Linked DNA regions of Homo sapiens: regions 2 and 3 are each linked to region 1. The links are chromatin loops, found by intact Hi-C in ENCODE. Cell type or tissue: sigmoid colon. All regions are shown on one strand.

Region 1 (8,000 bases):
ATTTTTTATCCTTTTGAAAGACTACTTTTGCTGCCTTGTAGGGCAGAGTGTCCACACTTTTTTGATTGTGCACACCAATCAGTATACAATGACTAAATGTTCATATTCTTTGTCTTTCTGCCTCTGCTTCTTTCTCTATCTGCTTCTGTCTCTCTCTTTATACATATATATGCATATATATGAATATATATACATATGTTTATATTGTATATAAAACTGTATATAACATAGGTATATTAATCAATAATTAAATATTTTAGCAAGGCTAAATTTTAATCTTTCTGATTAAAACTAAATATATCACCAAATTCTATTATTTTCATCTTGCACAAAAATGGATCACCTGAGTGTGCTTGTGCCCTTGTACTTGTGTCATCTTTGGAGATGACTATTGGAGAGAAGGAACGGAACAGTGCAATTATGGAGTAGAGTGAGCAGTAAGAGGCTGTTGTGGTAGTCCAGATGAGAAATGATGATAACTTAGATGAAGTCGTGGCATATTTGTCACGTGCACAATGAAAAGACTCCTTATTGGAATTACAGATTTATGTTCTCTACTAGCCTTTGATATCAATTACTTTCCTAACAAATGACTCATTCTTATTATATTATATTAATAAAAATCTATTGGATTGCTTAGTGGGTTGTTGGATTGAAAACATCTTGAAATAGACTCCCCTCCATGATTAGCCTATTTATTGGAGTCTTCTAGATAAGGGGAATAATTTAGGAAATTACTGGTACTTTCCGCTTCTGTTTGTTGGCAAAAGTAAACGGGGAGCAGAGCCATAAGAAATAAAATGAATCCATCTATCTACATATGAACAATACGGCTTGCAGCCAATGTCATCCACACTTGTGTAACTTCTGTCTCAAATGAATAATTAAAATCAGGCATTAAAAACTTGCCTGCTCTCTATGAACTCCCAGCAAATGGACTGCAAATGCTTTCATTTTAAAGGGATCATTCTGACAGGTGTGTTTGAAAAGAGGTTGTAAATTCTGGGAAGGAAAAATCTACTCTACTTGTACGAGCATTCTTCAGGAAGCGCTTCCATTTTGAAACCAAAATAACATAAATGGTGGTAGGGCAATGATAGACTAAAGCCAGGAAATCTGAATCCACTAATGTCTTCTTTTCCATTTTGCTTCTTCCAGCCTATATTTGGATGATAATTTATTTGGGTTCTGATTCTTTAATCTGCTTTTCCTTTCTTGGAGGAATTCCCATGTACTTATCCAGACTGGAAAGGAGGTTAGCAGGGCATAGAAAGAAGTCATTAAGTAAATGATCCTGCAAAGCTCTAAAAACCTTTCTGAGGAAAGAAAAAACTACCGCTCTGGGTTTTGACAAAGAACATTTGCAATTTGAGGAGGAGAGAGGACCTCTGGCTCTCCTCTCCTCCATCTAGAGGCCATAGCCTGCCAGACAGCCTTTCTGTTTTGGAGGATTCAGGCATAAAGGAGCTTTTGCTTGTATTTCTTCTTTAACGACAAACAGGACACTCTTTTAGGTCCTTTTAGGTACTCAAGTTTAATGGCTGAGAAGCCTGCCCTCCTTGCATTTGCACTTTTTCTGCGCTGGTCGTAAGAACAAGAACTTAGGCCGATATTTTACAACACCTCTCTGGATTGGATTGATATAACAGACGTTTTCTTGGACATTAGAAAGAATTTCATTAATTGAAGAGTAATTATCACTCTGTATTACTTTGAACTTGGCCTCATCGCAAACACGGTATACAGATTTTTCAGTGAGGTTATTATTCTAGTATGAAAATGAACAAAAATGTAACTAGAAACTGGAATCGGTACTATTTTGTTGTGTCATTCATTTATTCAATCAGTAAATATTCATTAAATAATGTAATAACATGTACCTAAGAGAATATTACGTATATGAAGACTGCAAAGAAATCTGAAACCATTTCAACCCTTAGAAGCAAACTGTCTACTTTAAAAAGGATTGGATTTTGAGAAATCCTTTGCCGTTTTCAAAGCCCATTCACCTGCTATAAATCTTCATCTGAACTTACGAATAGTAGCAGGGTGCTAGGCTGGGCAGATACTATAATCATACAATTATAGAATTTTAGGAGCGGAAGGGATTTTAAAGGTCATCTAATGTGACCATTTAATTTTAAAGCTTAGGAAGCTGACAGATTGTGATTTGTCTGAGGTCCCAAAGCAAACCAGTGGCAGAGCACCATCACAGACTTGCTATTAGGGATCTCAAAGCATGTGGCAGTAGCACTGGGCCAGGCACCAAGTGACACAGAATAACTATAAGTACTGTGCCTCCTTTCCTGTATTTATTTGTTATGCAGATATGCATTAGACTCACAATAAATATTTATTGAACTAATGACTGGCAGATTTCCTCCCATGTAGGGTACTGTGCCACGTACTGAGGAAAATGGTAAACAAAAAACAGGTCACTTCCTCCAAGTTGCTCGAAATTTGATCTTCCTGTCCTCAATGAGTTTGCAGTCTCTTAGGGAAACCAAGATATATACGCTTAAAAAACGCGTAGTGGAAAGCGTTTTCTTAAATATGATTGCATGCAGGAAGATTGGGTTCAAATTCAGTGAATGCTTTAGGAGGTTAGGAGAGAAATCTAAGCGTTAAAATTGATGGGAAAAAAAATCCCCCAAACTAACACACACACACACACACACACACACACACTCACACACGAGATCATTTAATTACATCACTCTCTGCTGCTGCCTTTCCGGGATCTCCCCCCAGGCTGGGACACACAGGCTCTGCTGCGGGTAAGGTCAAGATGCCAACTCAGGAAGCATAAGAGAGGGAAGGAGCAGAAGCCCACCCATCCCTATCTCCTCAACTAGAAAAGACCAGAAAGACGGAGAAAAAAGGAAACAGCAACATAGACTCATAGAAACAATAAAGCAGGAATAGGAAGCTCCCGACACATCGACTGCTCCGGGAGCCCGGGGTCGACCGCCCCCGCGGGCAGGGTGCGCGGACTCAGCGCCGGGACCCGCGGCCGCGGGGGCGCAGAGTGGGCGGCGGGGAGAGGCGGCGGCAGCGCCTGCGAGGCCGAGGGGAGGTCGCCGGCGGCGCCTCCAGCGCCCGGAGACCCGGTGCGCAGCGCAGCTCGGCCGCGGGACGCGGCGCCCGGAGTCCCGGCAGCGCCTGCCCTCCCTCCCGCGTCGCCCGCCAGCGCCCGCGCCCGCTCCGCCAGTGACTTCAGCTCAGCTCCACCCCCGCGCGGCGGCGGCTCGCTCCGTCCGGACCCGCGCTCGGCACAAGCCCAGCCCGGGCAAGCGGCCGCCACCTGCCCGGCGCCGCCTCCGCCCGCCCCCACCGCGGCGCAACTTGGATGGAGTTGGGGTCCTGAGCGCCGGCCCCCCACAGCCGCCAGCGCAGAGCTCGTGCCGCCACCTTCGTTCTGGGACCCCTCTCTCCGCTGCTCTTCGCTCCCGCGATGGGAAAAGTTGGCGCCGGCGGCGGCTCCCAAGCCCGGCTGAGCGCGCTCCTCGCCGGCGCGGGGCTCTTGATCCTCTGCGCCCCGGGCGTCTGCGGCGGCGGCTCCTGCTGCCCCTCGCCGCACCCCAGCTCCGCTCCACGCTCGGCCTCGACCCCTAGGGGCTTTTCCCACCAGGGGCGGCCAGGCAGGGCTCCTGCCACGCCCCTGCCCCTCGTAGTGCGTCCCCTGTTCTCAGTGGCCCCCGGGGACCGAGCGCTATCCCTGGAGCGGGCTCGGGGCACTGGGGCATCCATGGCGGTTGCTGCACGCTCCGGCCGGAGGAGACGGAGCGGAGCGGATCAGGAGAAGGCAGAACGGGGAGAGGGCGCGAGTCGGAGCCCCCGGGGAGTGCTAAGAGATGGAGGGCAGCAGGAGCCTGGGACTCGGGAGCGGGACCCGGACAAAGCCACCCGCTTCCGGATGGAGGAGCTGAGACTGACCAGCACCACGTTTGCGCTGACGGGAGACTCAGCACACAACCAAGCCATGGTCCACTGGTCTGGCCACAACAGCAGCGTGAGTAGAATGGGACTGAGGGTAAAGGGGTGGAAAGATGGAAAGGGTTAAAGTCGGCTGTGTGATCTGATGGAGAATTGGGGGGAAATAGGGTTTCTGGACATGGGAGATGCTGCAAACTGGTCTCTGCCCACTTCCCCCAAGAGTTAACATCACCTACTAGGAGACCAACCTCCCCATCTCTCCCACCAACACCATCAGAGTCCTCTCCAAATGCCACAGCTTCAAACTGAGGAGTCAAATCCCTATTTCCTGTTGCCTTGGTCGCATTGGTGTGTGGAACTGAAGACCAGGTAAACAGAGGGGTTAAAGTTCTCCTAATACAGAGATGAAAGGGTTAAATTTCCAGGCAAGCTGACATCCCCTCAAGTGACTTTCCCTTTACTTGCCAGACCTATGTACTGGCTCAAAGAAGATTAAGAAGACCCATATATGTAGGCGTTTTATTTTATTTTATTTTAATTTCATGCGGAGCTCCTAACCCCTTCTTCTCCACAAGGGAGAACTGCAGTGGAGAGTATATAAGGTGTTCTTTAGTGTATCCTCTGCTTTAGGGACCAAGTGGATGCAAGTTTCAGGGCAGGAACTCTCCAGCATCTTCTAACAGCGCTAAGCGAGGGTGTTTTGAGAACTGGGGCTTTCCAGCCCGTGAATGAGCGGTTGTTCTCTGGCATGGTCAGTCCCAGGAAGATCAGATATATCCCAGTGACAACAACTCCCTGTTCTCCCCCATTGCCTGACCTCCTCTAATGAAGAGCACAAATAAAGACTTAACATTCCCTTTATGAAGGCAGGAAAGGGATTGCTCAATTCCAGGAGGCTGGATTCCAGGGGACTTAGGATGCAAGTCCATGAGCTTTGGTCCTATCAGGAAAGGTTTTAGATTTTCAGAAAAGCTTGCATGTCTGCAATCTGAGGGAGCTATTCCTGTTTAAATTGAACCTAGAAACTTCAGTGAGTTGAAATAGTAGAGAACCAGCTTTGATTGTAATAACTAAAAGTGATTTTAAAGTGTGGAAACTTCTCCAGACATAGACAAGAACATAACAACCAAGGATGGGTAAAATGGGGGAAAAAAATTTCAAGTTTTACAGCTTCAACCAGGTAATTGAGATTGTAGTGTTTGTAATATGCACAATTTACGCAGTCTGGAACCTTTCAAAACGTTTTCTGTTGTGATGTAATTCCCAGAAACCTTCCCAGAGAAGTGCCACTTTAGTGAGTTGTGCTCATTGTCAGCTTTTTAATGAGAGTTGTGAACATTTTAAAATACTAATCTGTCATCATGAATTCCTTGGGTACACAGATATAAATTGTATTAAGGCACATCATGATAGATAATATTTAGCATTGATGTATCTGTCCTGAGAGTAGTAGCAGGGTTTTCCCTACAATTCCTCCTTCATGACAGAGTCTGTGATTTTATATGGTTCTCAGGAGTGGTTTGATCAAATAAATGAAGCTGAAATTCTTTCCATTCAAGTTCTGGAGACCCTTGCCCTCATTCCTTACCTTAACCATTATATCTTTCATATCATAGCCACTAAAATTAATCCTCTAATTTGAACTCGAATCTTCTTAAACTGATTGAATAACTTTCACACTGCTTTAAGTGATTAACTCAAAGCTTCTGGCTTTAAGGGGAGATTTGAAACACATCAAACATGTTAGCTCTTGTTGTATTAAGAAGTAAAAGACTTTGGACTCAGAATGTTTCTGGCTTTTAATGTAATTCAAGCTGTAAAATATCACTCACCCATTAGACCTCTTCTTTTAGCTCATCTCTTGAAAGATCTTGGAAAGAAAGAGAAAAGTAGAATACATCTTTGGCAAATTTTTAACCTCCGTTTAGGAAATGGTGCCAAGCACTGCCAGCATTAAAAAATAATAATAAATGGTGCTTATAATTCTAGTAGGGCTTATTAGGTTCAGGGCATTGAACATGCAGGCAGGTCTGAGATAACGTAGGAAATGAGGTGATGAGTGTTAAAGTTTTGATCACTCAAATCATGTTAACTAATGAGGTGAGATTTCTGCCCCCTGAAGTCTCTTATTCCATAAAGACCTCTGCTGACCCAGTCTCTGCTCTGGTCATCACACACAAAGGTGTTTCTTCTTTTTCTTTTTTAAGTATATACATACAGATAGTGGAGAAAGAGAAATAGTCTTTATCTATGTCCTCCAAAACAAAGCCAGTCCTACGTATCTGGACCAGACTCAGAGAAAGTTTAAAATATTTTTTAAAGGGAAAGAAAGCATAAATAAACTTTTTTTTTTTGGCCGTTTTGTAGAATGCAAAGCAGAGTGGAGACCTGAATTCTAGTTCTGCTTATTTGTGGTTTGACCGAGGCAAGTTGAGTGTCCGCTGAATGTGGATTTTTTCATCTCTAAAGTGGGGGCTATGCCGGTCAGATTAACTACAGAGAATTAGGAGCCAGGCTATACATAAGAGGGCAGTGTGACTTTACAGCCTCATACACTTGTTTGGAACTCTCAACAGCACTTCACTTTACCCCAGGGTGGGAAATCCACTAATTTAAACCCGAGGGCCAGATTGGAGTGGTGGAGGGGCATGGGGGACTCTTATCTTTTCACATTTAGATGTCCTCCCCTATAAATCTGCCCCCAGACCCATTCAGGACCACAGGCAGTGCACATCCTGTGAACCCTTCTCACCTTTAGCAAAAAGCCTTTGCTATGAAGAGTCTCTGATTATGACAACACCTGCATTCAAGGTGCAAATGCATGGTAATTATAGGCTGCTTGTCAATCTGGTGAGGAATTCTGGATGGTTCACTCACCTCCTTCCCTTCACTTTCCTGCCCCCTCAGCTGTTGGACTTGAGCAGTTGTATAAAGACATGTCTGTTTTGCCTCGTCTGTGGGTGTGATGTGATTCCTCTGTACTGCAGTCTCGATTGATGGAAACTGTTGCTAGAGTTGGTGGAACACCTGGGGGGATCTTCTGGCATGAAAGGTGCTGGGTATGAATCATTTGTCATGAGCTTGGTGTCGTAAGCAAGAACATATTGTTCCCACCCTACTCATCCCAGGCATGCTGTGCCCTGATCTAAATTTATATAGTAATCCTTAGAGTGTTAAAATATATATTTGCCTTTATATGTATGCATAATGGTGTATGTGTTTATTCCTTATTTCCAAGGGATTTTAAAGTGCTGTAGCATTAATCTTTATAAAATCCTTTGTAGGTAGTAAGTAGGTGACGGGTGTTAATATCTCTTTTTCATATTTTTATGCCGGAGTTAAGTTTAGTATTTCAATTCACCACTCTGCCCCTTTCTCACTGGCAATTGTATTACAAGATTTGTTAACAGAGGGTTTTACTTGACTTCTATTTTTCCATGATGACATCTTTAATGTTACATTTCTCATAGCACATGATGGACTGCTTGATTTCTGTGTACCTCTTTGCTTCTAGTTGTTCTGGGATTTGACATTTACCATCCAACATTAGTGAATAAATTGAGTCCCAATCTGGGCCAACTTTTGGGGTAGATGCTTTACATTCATCATCTCACTTAATTTTTCACAGAAATGTCATGTGTAGGTGTTATTATTGTCATTACATACAGGAGGAAACTGAGGTTCCAAGAGGCTAAATGAATTGCCAAATAGACACAGGAGGTCAGTGGCAGAACAGAGACTGTCACCCAAAGTGATCCTATTCCCAGACTGCACAGAAGGGCTTGTTCAATGGACTTTAAAGTAGGACGGAAAAACTCAGACCTTTTGGAGTTTATATTTTAGATAATCCTATCTTGAGTTGATTTCTGATGATGGTGGAGGAGGACGTACTCTTAGCTGGAAGCTCCATCTCCTTGTAGAAAAGCGAGGACATTAACATGTGCCTGTCACATTGCACCCTTTACCTTAAGTAGTGCTTTGGTTGTTCTCTCATCCACCCACCTCTTCATCTTCAGTGAGACATGGAATCTGCACCTGGTGATTCAGTGAGCAAGAGGTAACCT
Region 2 (8,000 bases), 650 kb before region 1:
TCTCTCCCCCACCCCCTCACCCCCCCGCAACCCCGTCCACCCTCAACACATTTCTGGCTATGCTGTAATTCCAGTTGACCTCGGCTTCTGGGCACACTATTTTTGCCTATTCATTCTGAGGACCCTGATTATTCATCTATTCACTTCTGCAGCCTTCTCAAGACCCCACCTTGACACTATTGCCTCTGCAATTCCCTTCATTTCCTTAGTCCACATTGCCGCCAAATCTTCAGAGGAAGAGAAAGGAAAAGATTGGAAAGAGAAAGATAAAGATAGGAAGGAAAAGCCAGTGGGATTTGTAAATACGGATGTAGACACTGAAGCTTAGAGGATTAACGTGTGCAAGCTCACCCAGCTAGTAGGTGGTAGAGCATTTCTATCAGACACGAGCAATAGAACTCATTCTTGGCCGCTGTGCTGTATTTTTTCATTTGCTAAGTGGGGAACTGAGGGTTAGAATGGATAAGGAGCTTCCAGGTTATTTGATGACCTGCTGCCCTGTGTAGTGTCTTTAGCCTGAAATCCTGCTCCTTTCCTGCTGCCCCAGAAAATACATCCTCTTCAAAGTTCCGAGCAATCATCACTCTAAGGTAAAATTGCTTCTGATTCTCCTTCATCTGAATGCAGTTGAGCACTTGTCTTTTCTATTTTGCCCCCAGTGCCCTAAAACCTTCTGTGCAGGCTTCAGCCTCATCACCTAATACATTTCAGGACACCTACTCGTCCCCAGCCCCATCTGTCTGCTCCACAGATGGCTTCTCTGTGGCAGTGAGAGGGTCTGACACGGTCATTCTTACATCTTCTGGGCCTGGCACAGAGTAGGTGCTAAGAAATGATTATTGTATAGACAAAAAGAAACAACTTTTTAAACTAGGCAGATCTTTTCAATTATTCTTCCCCCGAAGAGTTCCTACATATTCTATAATAATCAATAAATTGTGTTATAAAAGTTTTATTAGAGGAATTTTTGCAGTAGTGATCTCTTTAATGCATTTAAAATTAGATATACATATTGTTTTACCAAAACTTTCTTTAGGCACAAGCTTGTTCACACTTACGTCAGGAGGAAAGTAAGTTTTTTTTTTGTTTTTGTTTGTTTGTTTTTGTTTTGTTTTGTTTTGTTTTGTTGGGATGGAGTCTGGCTCTGTAGCCCAGGCTGGAGTGCAGTGGCACCATCTCGGCTCACTGCAAACTCCACCTCCCGGGTTCACGTTATTCTCCTGCCTCAGCCTCCCGAGTAGCTGGGACTACAGATATAGAAAGTAAGTTTTTAAAACATACTTTCTTTTCAAGATTTACATGATAGGGAGAGTTGCCTCCATCGCAGGAGGCGGGACACGTCTGGCAGTGCTGAGAGGCAGTAACTCCCCCCATACAAGTGCTAGCTTGAAAGGCTGCCCATTGCTGGTGAAAGATGCAACAGCTAACAGACAAAAGCCCACAGCCCAGGTATGTTACCCCACCTGGAATCCATGCCTGCCTCCCCTACAACTTCACCTGCTCCCCACCTGGCCCCCAGGCTGACTTTAGCCCCCATGGCCCCCATGTAAGCTTTGTTAGGCCAAAGTCTGTCATTTACCATCTCAACTGACTTTGACCAAATATTAAAAAAATGCAAATAGATATTTATTTTGTATGCTGATAACTACAATTAGTTGAGCACTCACTATGTGCTGAAGCCACATTTTGTGCATCAGAATCACACAGGAGCAGAATAAGGATGAGTTTAGCTTAACCTCACTAAAAGTGTGGATTCTGGATTCAAATTGCTGAAGTTTGAATCCCGCTTCTGCCACATTGCATAATTGCCTTGATAAACCTCACAGCCATACTGTAAGTCAGGTAATAACATCTCCAATTTATGAATGAGGAAACTGAGGCTGAGCAAGGTTGAATTTCCTTCCAAATTTGTACAGCAAGAGGCAGAGCTGCGATGGACACAGGTTTGCATAGAAGACAGCTGAGGCCCTCTCCTGCTGCTTAAGATCCTTCCCTTTTGTCACTTCATCTGCCTATGATACCCCTCGTGCTAAACTATAATATCGACTGGCTAAAACTATACATAGCACATGCAGCTGAGAATTATAAAACCCCAACCTCTCCCCAAAAGAATTCACTGTGCTCCAGAATGTGGAGTTTAAATAGTTATTATCCAATTATTTTTAAGATGTCCAAATTTACCCATTACATGCCAAAAGTTTTTCAATCCCTATTTCAAATATTCATTTATTTTCTTGAATAAATTATGACTTACATGGTAACAAAAGTTGTATTAGTCCTAGACTTAACATAATAATGCAATAACCAGTATGTTTGGTTGGACCCTTATTTCTGTGGACATTTTATTCAGAACCTCACTGCCTTTCCATCTTTTGTATGTATTTAATGCTATACCATCCCTCCTTGCTGGCTCATACTGCTGACAACCCTTGGTGTTATATATGTTTGTTCCTTCAACAATCAGTATTCTTGAGGGTTTTTTATGAGGATAATATTAATCTTATCTCAACAAGAAGTTGGGTATGCTTTCACCTTACACATCAACATAGAGTTCAATTAATTTCTAAAGTATTGAGCACTGAACTCTGCAATTACAAATTAGATGCTAATTAATGCTCTTTTACTTGCTCATTTATTTGGAATCTTCTCTTTTTTTCCTCCCTGTCAGAGCCCAAGTAAGTATGTAAATTCCATTAATTGTTTTTACTAACTCATTAAATGGGTTGTAGACCAAAGTAGTAATTCTGAAAATTATAGCCATCCAACACCTACATTTGTAAAAGACACAACATTCTAAAGGATATTGTTAACTAGACAGTAATTAAAAACCGCAGGGAAAGCGTTCCCCAGCAAGATATGTGATGACTTTAATTAATTTCTGAAATAACATAAATTCTTTAAGAGACGTATCTAACCTTGAGATTTCATGAAATTGCTGCTAGTAAAAGAGTGAAAAGAAACATCATTTGATATGTTTTAATATGAAGATTATTGGAAGATAAGAAAAAAAGCCCTGAACATATGCAGAAAAACTAAAATTTATTGACTATATACATTTTATTTTCACGATTTTAACAATTCTGTTCCAAAGTTTTATACCCATTTTATAGATGAGAACTGAGGCTCAGAGTCCTGAAGTAACTTATGCAATGCTCTTCTGAGGGGAGCATTCCAAGCACAGGGACCCACGTGAAAAGCTGAAGACAAAGAAACAGTGGAGTTAGAACTAAAGGAAGATCAACATGCCTGGAGTATGGGGGCTGGGGACCATGGCCTGAGCTAAGGCCCATGTAGTAATCAGAGCTGCACATGCAGACTTTTCTAGGAAATATTAAGGATCTGGGGTTTCATCTCTCATGGTTTGAAAAGATCACTCTTTCCACAATATGAAGAATGGCTTGGGGACAAAAAGTGGGAGACAAGATGCCAGGCTGCTGCCAAAGCCCTGGGGAGATGGTGATAGCAAGGACTGCAGAAGAGAAGAGCAGAGTAGTGACAGATTTAGCAGGTGAGAGTGTCAGGAATCACTCATGATGCCAGCAAAACGGGTGATGCAGGAAAGACATGTGAGGATGATTTCCAGGTTTTCAGACTGCTCCCCTGTGGGAAAGGTTATGTCCTTTTTGAAGTAGAGAGTGCTGGAGGAAGAGAAATTAGCAGGGAGTTTGAGTTTGTTCTAGGCCATGAAGAGTTGAATTATGACATAGAAAAGGTATTTGAATGTACAGCTAGAGTTCAGAGTAGATATCTATACTGAGTTTGAAAGCAAAAATGAAGAACATTTAAAAATTTTATTTGTGTTTCTCCAAGTGTTTTTTTTAACACTACTTGTATCAGAAGCACTTGCATATCTCTCATGACTCAATAGTTCTCAGACTTTAACATCCCTCAGAATCACCTGGTTATAGTGAAGTGAGGAAGACAAAAGCTCTAGAGTTTGCTTGCTTCGGTTTGAATCAGCTCTGACACTTTCTAGAATAAATTTGCACAACGTGGTGCTTCTGTGCCTCTATATCTTTCTCTAGAAAATGGGGATGATAATACCTACTTCAGTTGGGTTTCTTGAAGCTTAAATACAAAAACAGGGACATAAGGAATTAAGCTAAGTAAGCTAGCACACATAAAGGCTTTGGAACACTTAGTGGCACTTAGTAAACAGTCAAAAAAGGCTGGTGTAGCCATGATTGTTTTCCAGATAATTTTTTAAAATGCAGATTCATGAACGGCAAACAGGATTATGATGTTGACATCGAGTTACAGAGCAAAGTGAGCATTTCAATGTGGATTTGGTGGTGGTTCAGACTGGAGATAGATGATTAATTAGCATTCAGTGACTCTGGGCAGGATAATCTTGGACTCTACCACGCCTATTAAATCACAATCTCTTGGTTCGTAGGACAGGAAGTCGATATTTCTGAATAAACTCTCCAGGTTCTGGTGATGCTGATCCACTGCCAGGCTTGAAAGTGGTTATATATTAGACAAGATCCTGTGATTCTTGTTGTGTCAGGTCTGGTTGTTCATGAAAATGTGCAGTCCTCCTTAAGATGTTACTTTTCTGGGAAGCAGGTGGCCAGCCAGAAAGCACACTGGGTATGGGGTGTGAGCACATGCCTAGCACTCAGCAATGGACATGAAAGGAAGCGATGTTTATCACTTCTGGGCCAAGGCTTCTAAGAAGCAGTGGTGTCCTTTCCACCCTGTTTTTCCCCTTTGGCTCATGGAAGCAGAGGACAATGAGCACTAGGGGGAGCCGTAGCCATAAGATGAAAGGAATTGAGGGCATGGACTTGCTGATGGTAGGATAGTCTGCTGTCACACAAATGAGGAAAAAAAGCTTCTAATATGTTAGGGAAATATTGGAAATTACTTGTAATGGCAGTTGGTGTTACTCTGATAGGTGCTTTTAAACATGAGACTTCTGTCTAAGGCAATATTTATCCAAAACCTATTGATGGCAAGGGTCACTCCATCACAATCAATATGCTAGACTCTTATGATACAATGAATAAAAAGATATTTTGTTTGGTTCTTGGAATATAACTATCTGAACAATCCCAATTTTTCGTTGTTTCTGGTTGTTATTGTTTATTTTTTATTTAAAGTAGAATAATTACTAAAAGTGTGAATTAGGAGGAATCTTAAATTTTTCTGAGTAAATACGTATTATAAATTAGCGAAAATTGGTAGCTTTCTCTTTGGTATCAAAGCTCTTCGATGGCGCAGGAAAGGATTCGGTGGTTTTGTCTGTCTGAAAGTAAGTGATTGGTCTCTCTTCTGTATCTCTTCAGACAACCAAACGCCTGTTTTTGTAAAATAAAAGAATGTGGTTTGTATCTAGATCATTACTTAAACTAATAAAAAAATTGCCAAGCAGTGTAAACATCAATACTTATGAATTATTACCCTAAAGAATGTTGGCTAAATTTACATATAGATTAAACTTAAATTTATGAAATGTGATTTTCTTTCATTCTGATGACTTAATGTCATTTGTATTTTATGGGCAAGGTTCCAGCACAAAATGTTCTGTTTTTCTATGTGACTGAGGACATGGAAGACCTCACCACTTGATAGACCCCATGACATTAAATTGCAAATTGAATTTGAGATGGCAAAGAAAGAATATGTTGAGGCTTAGAAATTAGAACGACATGGGGGTAACACACATGGCCTGAGAAACTCACAATGAAGCTTCTTCCTCTTGAAAAGAGGTTTACAGAACGCAGTTTTTATTACTGAGGCCATATGTTTGATATCAGCCTTTGATTAACACCCGCCCCACTTGTTCTTTTCATGGAGAAGACATGGATCTCCTTTCCTGGAGTTTTATTATATGAAAACACACACACACACACACACACACCATTAAATTGCAAATTGATTTTGAAAAGCAGCAAAATGACATGGTAGAAAGTGACTGAGGCCTAGAAATTAGGATGAGGCAAAGTTAATATGTTACCTGAGAAATTAATAATCATCTTTCCTGCTTGCTAATGAGAGTTTACAGACAGCAGGTTCAATTATTGAGGCCGTATGTTTGATGTCAGCCTTTGATCGGCACTGACTCAGCTTGTTCTCTGCAGGGAAAAGTCTTTAATCTCCTTTTCTTGTAGTCTCTTACACATACACACCCCTCCCACATAACTTGACCGGATAAAAGAGAAATCAGACGCTTATGTTTTCACTTTGATTGTTCATGCTTTAGATTGAAATGGCTTTCCTATTTTGACGGTGGTGACAAGACTTAACTTTTTTTTTTCTTTTGTTGTTTTTCCCCCAAGGGCATGTGATTTAACACAGTCAGCTTCCTAATGATCACTGATTTCTTAAGAAACACCATATGTAACGGTACCCACACACTGTACTCTTCCTACCTCTTCTACTCCTGTCTATAACACTGGCCCGGTCCCTTCGCTTCTCTATACATTAGCTCCTTCAACCATTAAGGGGAACCTGTAATAGGTTGTAATATGGAGCTTCTCAAATCATTGGGATGATTAAACAAGATTGTAATGTTTCTCAAAGTCTACGTCTGTTACTTCTACCACTATCTCTTAATTACAAGCAGAACCAGGGAAGGTGATTGTAGTCTTACAGGGAGACTTTTCTACTAGTTACCAGTTTAACTTCCCCGAATGAACTAAAAATGGGTTTAGGAGGGTAGAAACGGGAGTCAGGTCACTGGAAGAGAGGAATAGGAATTGATCAGCAAGTCATGCACAGAATATTAATAAATCAGAGAGAGTGATCACTGTGTCATTTCTCAAAGTACGTTTTCTAACCCAGCAAACTTGCCTCGGTTGCTTATTAAATATTTAGATTCCTGGACCTGATAGAAGACTCATTGAAAAAGAAGGTCTGGAGTTGGGGCCTAGGAAGCTGCTTTTTGAACAAGATTCCCATGTGATCATAGCACACATGTAAGTGTTGTGCACTGTAATGGAAGTTTTAAATGGGATATAAATAAAATACTCAAAGTAAATGGGTTTTCATTTTCCATCTTGATGTATTAACTGACAATCCTTTCCCCCTTCCCCTCACCACACCCACATTCAGACCTTTTTTTTCCTCCCCTGCAATCCAACAGAAACAGCTCTCTTTTCCCAAAGCCAGAAGAATGATAAAACAAAGCCCTGGTAGGTATAGAAGTAAAGGCATGCTTTAAGCCATTGCAAATTCTTTTTATAAACAGAAATATATAACTTATGAATAAATTAGAAAATCAACACGTGACTCTACAAGGAGCCTTGAGCCTCTGCTCCTCAGATCCAAGAGCAGTTATGAAGTTGGCAAAATAAGTCAGTCTTTGCAACCTCCCTCAGAATTAACACCAGCTCCACAAAACAGGGATGAAATGAAAGCCTTTCCTTGTGGGTGAACATTATCGCCTATCACTGCCAAGCTGAAATTTACAGTTAAAACGCCTTATCCATTATTCCCACTTTCCCATGTGTTTTAACACCTCATGATGAGATTAGCTTTCACACTCGGGCTCCATGTTGACTAGTGCTGTATTATGGATTTTCGTTTTTTATTAAATTAGGAACAAGCATCAGTATTGTCTATACATTTGCTTTCAACCACCAAGAGTCAGGAGTGAAGTTTTATTTTGTTTTGTTTGGGGAATAAAAAATACCTTTCAGTTTTCTGATTTCCCTGATGATTCTACTCTCTAGAAGAACTGTGAGGGATCCAGAGAATGGCTAAAAAACACACTTCGCCCATGTTGTTTATAGTTGTTCCACATGTATCATATATATTTCATGTCTCAGTGAACATACGTCTTTGACTACAGAGCACACACAAACACAGACCCATGCTCTCATATAACCGAGTCTGTATAGAAGTTGGTAGATCAGCGTGGTAAAGCAAAATTCATAAACAGACTGATGGATACTTAATTCTATAAAATAAAAGTCTAAATTATAATTTTTCAGTATCGGCTTCATTCTCTTGATTTTATTGTTTTCCTGGAAGGAGAATCAAAAGTTTAAAAT
Region 3 (8,000 bases), 370 kb after region 1:
TTTTTGTCAGGTTTGTCAAAGATCAGATGGTTGTGGATGTGTGGCATTATTTCTGAGGGCTCTGTTCTGTTCCGTTGATCTATATCTCTGTTTTGGTACCAGTACCATGCTGTTTTGGTTACTGTAGCTTTGTAGTATAGTTTGAAGTCAGGTAGTGTGATGCCTCCAGCTTTGTTCTTTTGGCTTAGGATTGTCTTGGCAATGCGGGCTCTTTTATGGTTCCATATGAACTTCAAAGTAGTTTTTTCCAATTCAGTGAAAAAAGTCATTGGTAGCTTGATGGAGATGGCATTTGACCCAGCCATCCCATTACTGGGTATATACCCAAAGCATTATAAATCATGCTGCTGTAAAGACACATGCATACGTATGTTTATTGCGGCACTATTCACAATAGCAAAGACTTGGAACCAACCCAAATGTCCAACAATGATAGACTGGATTAAGAAAATGTGGCACATATACACCATGGAATACTATGCAGCCACAAAAAAGAGTGAGATCACATCCTTTGTAGGGACATGGGTGAAGCTGGAAACCATCATTCTCAGCAAACTATCGCAAGGACAAAAAACCAAACACTGCATGTTCTCATTCATAGGTGGGAATTGAACAATGAGAACACTTGGACACAGGAAGGGGAACATCACACACCAGGGCCTGTCGTGGGTGGGGGGAGGGAGGAAGGATAGCATTAGGAGGTATACCTAATGTAAATGACAAGTTAATAGGTGCAGCACACCAACATGACACATGTATACATATGTAACAAACCTGCACGTTGTGCACATGTACCATAGAACTTAAAGTATAAAAAAAAGACAAGACTGGGCAATTTACAAAAGAAAGAGGTTTAATGGACTTAAAGTTGCACGGGGCTGGGGAGGACTCACAATCATGGCAGAAGGTGAAAGGCATTTCTCCCATGGATGCAGACAAGAGAACAGAGCTTATGAAGGGAAACTCTGCCTTATAAAGCCATCAGATCTCGTGAGACTTATTCGCTATCACAAGAACAGCATGGAGAAGATCTGCCCCCCAGGATTCAATTACCTTCCACCAGGTACCTCCCACAGTACATGGGAATTCAAGATGAGATTTGGGTGGGGACACAGCCAAACCATATCAGTACCCATAAGAAATGGTACCTCATATTTCAAGGAAAGTTCCGGTAAACTTTCTGTGTCAGATTGCTTTATATCTTAGCCCATCTCTGCCTACGGTTAGTTTTAAAAACATTTTAGAGGATTATGTGGTTATTTTTACTTTTTACATCTGTGTGCCACTCTGGGGTTGCCCTGCTCCCTGGGTACCTGGACTGCACAATCAGAGATGCAGTCTGAAAAAGCCATCATCTGGGAGCATCTGGCTGCATGGACTGAAGGTGGTAAAAGCAAATTGGCCATCTGCTGGGGCTGGTATAGACATGGAGATGATACTGAATAATATTCAGATTGATGTTTTACCCCAAGCGTGCTTGGAGAGGTTTTGTTTTGCATGTTTTTCAGCAGACCTGGTTTAAAAATTCATGAATGCACCTGGTTGGTTGTTTCTACCCTCTGTTTTTCATGTATTCTGGCACTGCTAAAAAAAAAAGCAACTCCTCAGCAAGAGACTAAATTGGAAAAGGATTGTATTCAGAGTTTAGAAGAAAATCTGTGTGGTTTTCATGAAAATCACCTAAGTATAGATGTTGGGGTCAGGATTTCCAAGAGTTAACAACATCATGTAGTTTACTTTTCAGTCTTAGAGAAATTTAGGCAAATGATATATTTGAAAAAAAAAATTGTATATTTGAGTTAAATGCCATTGTCTAGGAATTCCAAAATGCTCAGAGGTTTTTGAAACACTTTGATGCAGATAAAAAGAGCCAGAGCAAAATGACAGTGTTTTTCCCAGTAAAGAATCTTACTGAATCTCTTAGAATAAAGATGAAAGATAAGTAAAAAAGTGGTTGTTATCCTGTCTGAGAAAGGTACATTCTTTTATTTTTATTATTATTATCTTTTTGAGACTGAGTCTTGCTCTGTCGCCCATGCTGGAGTGCAGTGGCGTGATCCCGGCTTACTGCAACCTCCGTCTCCCAGGTTCAAGCGAGTCTCCTGCCTCAGCCTCCCGAGTAGCTAGGACTACAGGCACCCGCCACCACGCCCGGCTAACTTTTGTGTTTTTAGTAGAGACGGGATTTCACCATGTTGGCAGGATGGTCTCAATCTTCTGACTTCGTAATCCATCCGCCTTGGCCTCCCAAAGTGCTGGGATTACAGGCAAGAGCCACTGTGCCCGGCCAGGTACATTATTTTCTAGGTAAGATTTACTTTTGGTTTGAGTGGAAACTCTAGTTAAACTATGGATTAGACAAATTAAATTTGGTTAGGATCCAGGGAACCAATTTCAGATCCATTAGTAAAAGTTTCTAGTTCCCAAACTCTGCTCGCTCTCTTTCTCCCCACCCCCAACTGTCCCTGTCCCTGTCAATCTTTGTCTCTCTCACTCTTTCCCAGGAAAAGAGAAGAAAGATATTTAGCCTAAAGGCTGAGCTTTAATACAGAAAATGACCTTTACATTTTAGCTCAAAGAAGTAAATATAATCTTATAAGTATCATTGGCAATTGAGTCTTGCCGGGATGGGACTTATGAGTATAATGCAGCAGTGGAAGAATTTTCCTTCAGGGAAAAAAACAAATTTGATAAAGGGACTGGTGAGAAACATTGTATGTCAAGAAGATCTACATCTTCTTGAAAATTTCTGATCTTAGATTTAGAAACATGCTGAAGTTTCTATAATTTAAAGCTTCCATTTAGCACAGACTTAATGTCTGCTGTGTCCTTGGCACCCTAGGTTTACCTTGATTTTAGAAAATCTGAACTGTCAACATGTAAATGTAGAAATTCTTCACTTTACACAAAGAAGCAGTGCAGACATTTTAAAAAATAGCAGGCAGTCCTTGTATGTTTTGCTAAATAAGGGCAAAACTTAAGACTAAAATGCTAAGATCCAGTGCCACAGGAAGATCAATTAATGGTGAGAAATGGCATTTTTGGAAAATGTAATATCAATTTATAGGTATATAAGATTTGATTCACTAAAATTTGATTTGTTCATAACCTCACTAGCATGCATCTCTCACCCCAGAAAAACCACATGATGTTTGAACTGGAAGATCACTAGAAACTTTCTCTTCTAACTCAGCATTTGACCATGATGAAATTTGGGCTCACAGATGTTAGTTGGTTTTCTCCCAGCGTCTTAGAACTAGACAGTGGCAGAGATGGACCCCGTATCTCATTCCACGGCACACTGCCTCCCCCTGCTGTCTCTTAGAGGTTGACCCACCTTTACAGAATGTTCCCATTCAATCTCTTTCTTAATTCTAGAGTTGTAGCAAATTTCCTTCATTATACTGGATAACTTCAGAATATGTAGCAAATACCTTGATGCCTATAAATACCAAAGATCACACGAACACCCATTATTTCAATGGCTCAGAATGTTATGGATTTGATCATCTCCCGAAACAGAAAGGATCATTATAGCCAGAGCTTCTTACCCCTCTTTTAGCCAGCAACCCCACATCACGTGGTCTAGTCCTCAGTGTTCCTATTGTTATTATTTTGCATCTTGTTTTCACAGATAAACTTGAAAAAGCTGAATTTGATCTAAACCTTACAGAAATTCTAGATCCAGTTCTAAGAATGAGTTGATAACTGTTAAGTATCTACTATGTACCAAAAAGGGATACTAACCAATCACTAGTATCCCAAAGTATGTTTCTCAGAACCTTAGTTCTCTAGAAGCTTCCTGGGCAAAAAACAAAAAACAAACAAAAAAAAACAACTAGATTATATCTTTGAATACATTTGACAAATTATCTTCGACTCTTCTTGCTGTAGGATGCACTTTCCAAAGACTTTAATAAACCAAAGGAACCTGTTTTATTTTCTGCATTCTGGTATCCCCCAAATTTACATGACTATTGAATTCTTATGGTGTTAGAACTTTTAATTTCACTTAGAAAATGCTACATTCATTGTGTTAGCTCCATCAAATCATAATGAACACCCACTCTGTGAATTGTGTATTGTTAGCCTCATTTCATAGCTATAGAAATAAAGGATCAGACATAAGAAGTGATTTCCTAAGGTCGTGTGAGTGAGCAGAATTGGGGGACCCCTGGTTAAGTTTATGATCTTAGCTCCTACAGGAGTCTCAACTCAAATACCTATTGACTTACACAGGTAATTGTAGATGAATGGAGTGACTAGGGAGTCTATGAATACAGAAACTTTATTTTAAGAAAAGGAAACAATGAGGGCCCGGTGTGGTGGCTCACGCCTGTAATCCCAGCACTTTGGGAGGCCGAGGTGGGCGGATCATGAGGTCAGGAGGTCGAGACCATCCTGGCTAACACGGTGAAAACCCGTCTCTACTAAAAAACACGAAAAATTAGCCGGGCGTGGTGGCGGGCGCCTGTAGTTCCAGCTACTCGGGAGACTGAGGCAGGAGAATGGCGTGAACCCGGGAGGCACAGCTTGCAGTGAGCCGAGATCGTGCCACTGCACTCCAGCCTGGGCGACAGTGCGAGACTCTGTCTCAAAAAAAAAAAAAAAAAAAGAAAAAGAAAAGGAAACAATGCTAGTGAGCATAGGACGTTGTAGGAAGTGAGGAATATTTCCAGTGTTTAATGTGCTCTCTGCCCGCTAAATCTGTTTGTTGTTCTGTTTGAACAGCCAGAAGGATGCAATACTTTGTTTTAGCTAAGAATGTATGCTTTTTTCCCCTTACATCAATAAGAAATGCCAACAGAGACCTGCTTTTAGTTTTAACAAGATAACAAAAGATGATGTGGGTGGTGGTAACCTGGAAAGCTTATGACCTCTCTATAGGGGATAGCAGTTCTAGAGTTGTTGTAGAGTATGGCCATATGGGAATAATGTCCAGGACATCTGGACATTGTTGGAAAATCTGTTAAACAGTGCTCTTTGGGCCAATATTATCTACATCAAATAGAACTCGGGTGCTGGTCAGAGTCAGTCTGTGGACTATGGGGTTCTAATGTTTGCATTTCACTATGCTACTTGCCAAAGAAAAAAGGTCTGCCACTGAAATCATTCTTTGTAGCCTGATGGTTTCCTTTGTGGCAGTTATACATTCTGTGGCTTCAGGAATTTGTTGAACATTGAAAAGGCACATGTGCTCATTTACATTGTTGGCAAGTGTTAAATTGGGGAGACATATGTTTTGTTTATTCTGTCTTCCTGTTAGATCCTTAAAGAGGATTGATTGTCAGACTCAGCAGTAGCTTTATAAGTAGTGTGTTTTGGAAAAGTATTTTCAGAATTGCCAGTACTTATACATTTGGCTGGAAATAGCTATAAAGTATGCTTGGAATCCTGGTGGACATATTTTGGGTAATGCTTAACTGGTCATCTGCCTGGATTTAAGAGTATTTTTCTTTTGCCTAACGCTGTTATTGTGTGTTTCTGAAACACTCCTCTTAGCTGAACCAATGTAATAACCTCTTAGCTTGAACTTCCTGCCCCCCATTCTCTTGTCTTTAACACAATCTCTGTATTACCTCCAAAGTGATCATTCTGAATGAGCTATACTCTTTCTCTTCCCCTGCTTAAAAATCTTGATTCTGTATGTATGCCCCTGAATAAATAGGTTCTGTTGCTTTAGTCAAAATCGCTTTACCTGGCAAGTAAGTCTCTTTCAACTTGGCTGTAGACTGCTTTGCCTAACTTTAGCCAAACTGAGGAACTTGCCATTACCAAAACATGTAATGCATGCCCGCATTCCTCTGCTTTTGCATACGTGATTCCCCTGTCACGAATCTTTCCTACTTATTCTGTTAAACACCTTTACTTCCTTCAGAACTAATTTTGGTGTCAGGTATTCTGTGGTTACATCTCTTATTCCAGCAATAGGAAAAAAAAGTGCTTTTCCGTGTTCTAGTAAAATTTTGTACATTTCAATAGCTCTGCAATGGTAGTTTCATTGATCTGTTATTTTTGTGGTGTTATCTGTTGTAATAAGGCATTTAGTGTCTTTTTCATTATTTAATCCCAAGTCTTAAGCACAGGGACTGTCACTTGGTTGCAGAAACTTCTTAAATTAGATTTTAAAAAAAATGAAATGAATGGTTGAATGATGAACATCTGCTCATCCCACAAAGAATGAAATTTTCCTCTCAAAAAAGTGATGTTTTTCCAAAAGTCGTGTTTTTCTATTTGTTCTTGAAAGGCCTAAAAAAGGATTCTAAAAATTTTAATTTTTTTGAATATTTATTATATTCATTAAAATATTTTATAGACAAGGCACATAAGGTTCCATTTAGTGTATCACTTATGAATTGAGTGTAACGTGTGTCAAAGAGAGAATTTCTATTTATTTCACATTTTCACTTATGTTTTAGACAAATTTTAAAATGTTGGTTAGTTACTCTATAAGCCCGTGCTTACGAAGACCTGCTTATTATGTGCTCTAATGGTTAAGATGCAGTCCTGGGAAACCAGGTACTTGGGTGTGAGCCATGGAAATGCCAAGGATGCTCTGGAATAATCTTGGAGGAATGATTATGTCTCTCCATGCCTAATTTCACTCTCTTGAGGTTTGTTTCAATTTCCAGTTGGAATATCCTAATTAACATTTGTAAAGCGCTGTGTAATGCTTAAATGAAAAACGTCATGTGAGTATAAAATCTTTTGAAATAGCAGTTTAACAAATTTGAGTTTTTTGTGCAATGAGCTATTTTTTAACATCTTAGAATTTATAAAAGGATAACCAGAAAGGTTTGACTGGGAATTGATGACATAGTACAAAAAGGAGAAATAATGTTTTTCTACAGCTCCTTTATTTCGGGAACGCAATTACTGAAATATGCAGTTTAGAGTTTCTAATTTCTTAATTGTCTTCGAGCTTGAAATACGCACTTGGGATCACCCATGTCTATGTGTGTATAATATGTGCAGAATGCTACTGTGTTGTCTTTTTCCAGAAATGTAGATGAAGATAGAAAGTGTGCATAAGCAGACTTATAAACAGACTATGAAGTAAGAATAACAATGTATACAAATCAATAAGAAAAAGAGACATACCCAGAATTTTAAATGGAGAAAAATATGACCAGTCTGTGTATCAAATGAGGATTTCAAGTGAGTAAACATAAATGACAAAAGGATAAAAGGGAGGGAAAAAGGAATGAAAAAATTCACTGTCATTAGGAATGAAAGTGGTATATATTGACATAAAATACATCTTTTTCTCCAGTCATCTTAGAAAACAATATAAAAAGACAGACAAAACCTAGTGTTGCGATAGGCACTTCCAGTTAAATTAGTATACTCTTCTGAAAAACACTTGGTAGTGTGTATCAAAAGTGGTTGCAAAATTCATATTCTTTTTTTGTTTTTGTCGAAATAATGTCTTGCTCTGTCGCCAGGCTGGAGTGCAGTGGCCCGATCTCAGCTCACTGCAACCTATGCCTCCTGGGTTCAAGCGATTCTCCTGCCTTAGCCTCCTGAGTAGCTAGGACTACAGCTGTGCACCACCACGCCCAACTAATTTTGTATTTTTAATAGAGAGAGAGTTTCACAGTGTTGGCCAGGTTGGTCTCGATCTTTTGACCTCATGATCCATCTGCCCGCCTCGGCCTCCCAAAGTGGTGGGATGACAGGTGTGAGCCACCGTACCTGGCCAAAATTCATATTCTTTATCCATAAATTTCACTACTAGGAAATTACTTGAGGAAATAGTAATTGACATACAGAAATGTTAATCTACATTAATCATAATATTAGTGAAAATTGGAAACCTGGTAAATAAGAGATTAATTACATAGTGGCATATTTGTACAATCAATACTATATCACCAATAAAAATGATAACACAGAAGAATATTGAAAACCATAGAAAATCTTCGAAGTGCGGCTTTAAAGTGGGAAAAGCAGGTTAAAAAGCAGGAAGTGTCACACGACACCCTCTTGCTGTATAAATT

Evidence for each region. Hi-C counts contacts between places; a loop is a spot of excess contacts. Peaks named below come from ENCODE experiments on the same cell type or tissue, not always from the same donor. Only the 100,000 strongest peaks of a DNase experiment are listed, where the experiment ranks them.
Region 2: it touches region 1 in a loop (3-fold over the local background); 3 of 110 quality-filtered maps call a loop at or near these places.
Region 3: a loop joins it to region 1, with 4 times the contacts of the local background. A loop is called at or near these places in 2 of 110 quality-filtered maps.

Annotation. Positions count from the first base shown.
Region 1 is chr10:107,159,981-107,167,980 of GRCh38, reverse strand. SORCS1 (sortilin related VPS10 domain containing receptor 1) reads left to right here and starts at 3,275. Exons shown (of 26, transcript NM_052918.5): 1 at 3,275-4,012. The coding sequence starts at 3,455. RefSeq lists a silencer at 3,366-3,559. In sigmoid colon, no CTCF peak of the experiment used is centred here; DNase peaks (open chromatin) are centred at 3,240, 3,787 and 4,790; H3K4me3 peaks cover 2,727 bases; H3K27me3 peaks cover 3,386 bases.
Region 2 is chr10:107,811,729-107,819,728 of GRCh38, reverse strand. No RefSeq gene overlaps it. Among named protein-coding and RNA genes, the nearest start is that of LINC01435, 250 kb to the left of the region's middle. In sigmoid colon, a CTCF peak has its summit at 4,739 (motif pointing right); a DNase peak (open chromatin) is centred at 4,688.
Region 3 is chr10:106,791,117-106,799,116 of GRCh38, reverse strand. The region is part of intron 3 of SORCS1 (sortilin related VPS10 domain containing receptor 1); the gene reads left to right. Among named protein-coding and RNA genes, the nearest start is that of SORCS1, 370 kb to the left of the region's middle. In sigmoid colon, a CTCF peak has its summit at 3,318 (motif pointing left); a DNase peak (open chromatin) is centred at 3,286.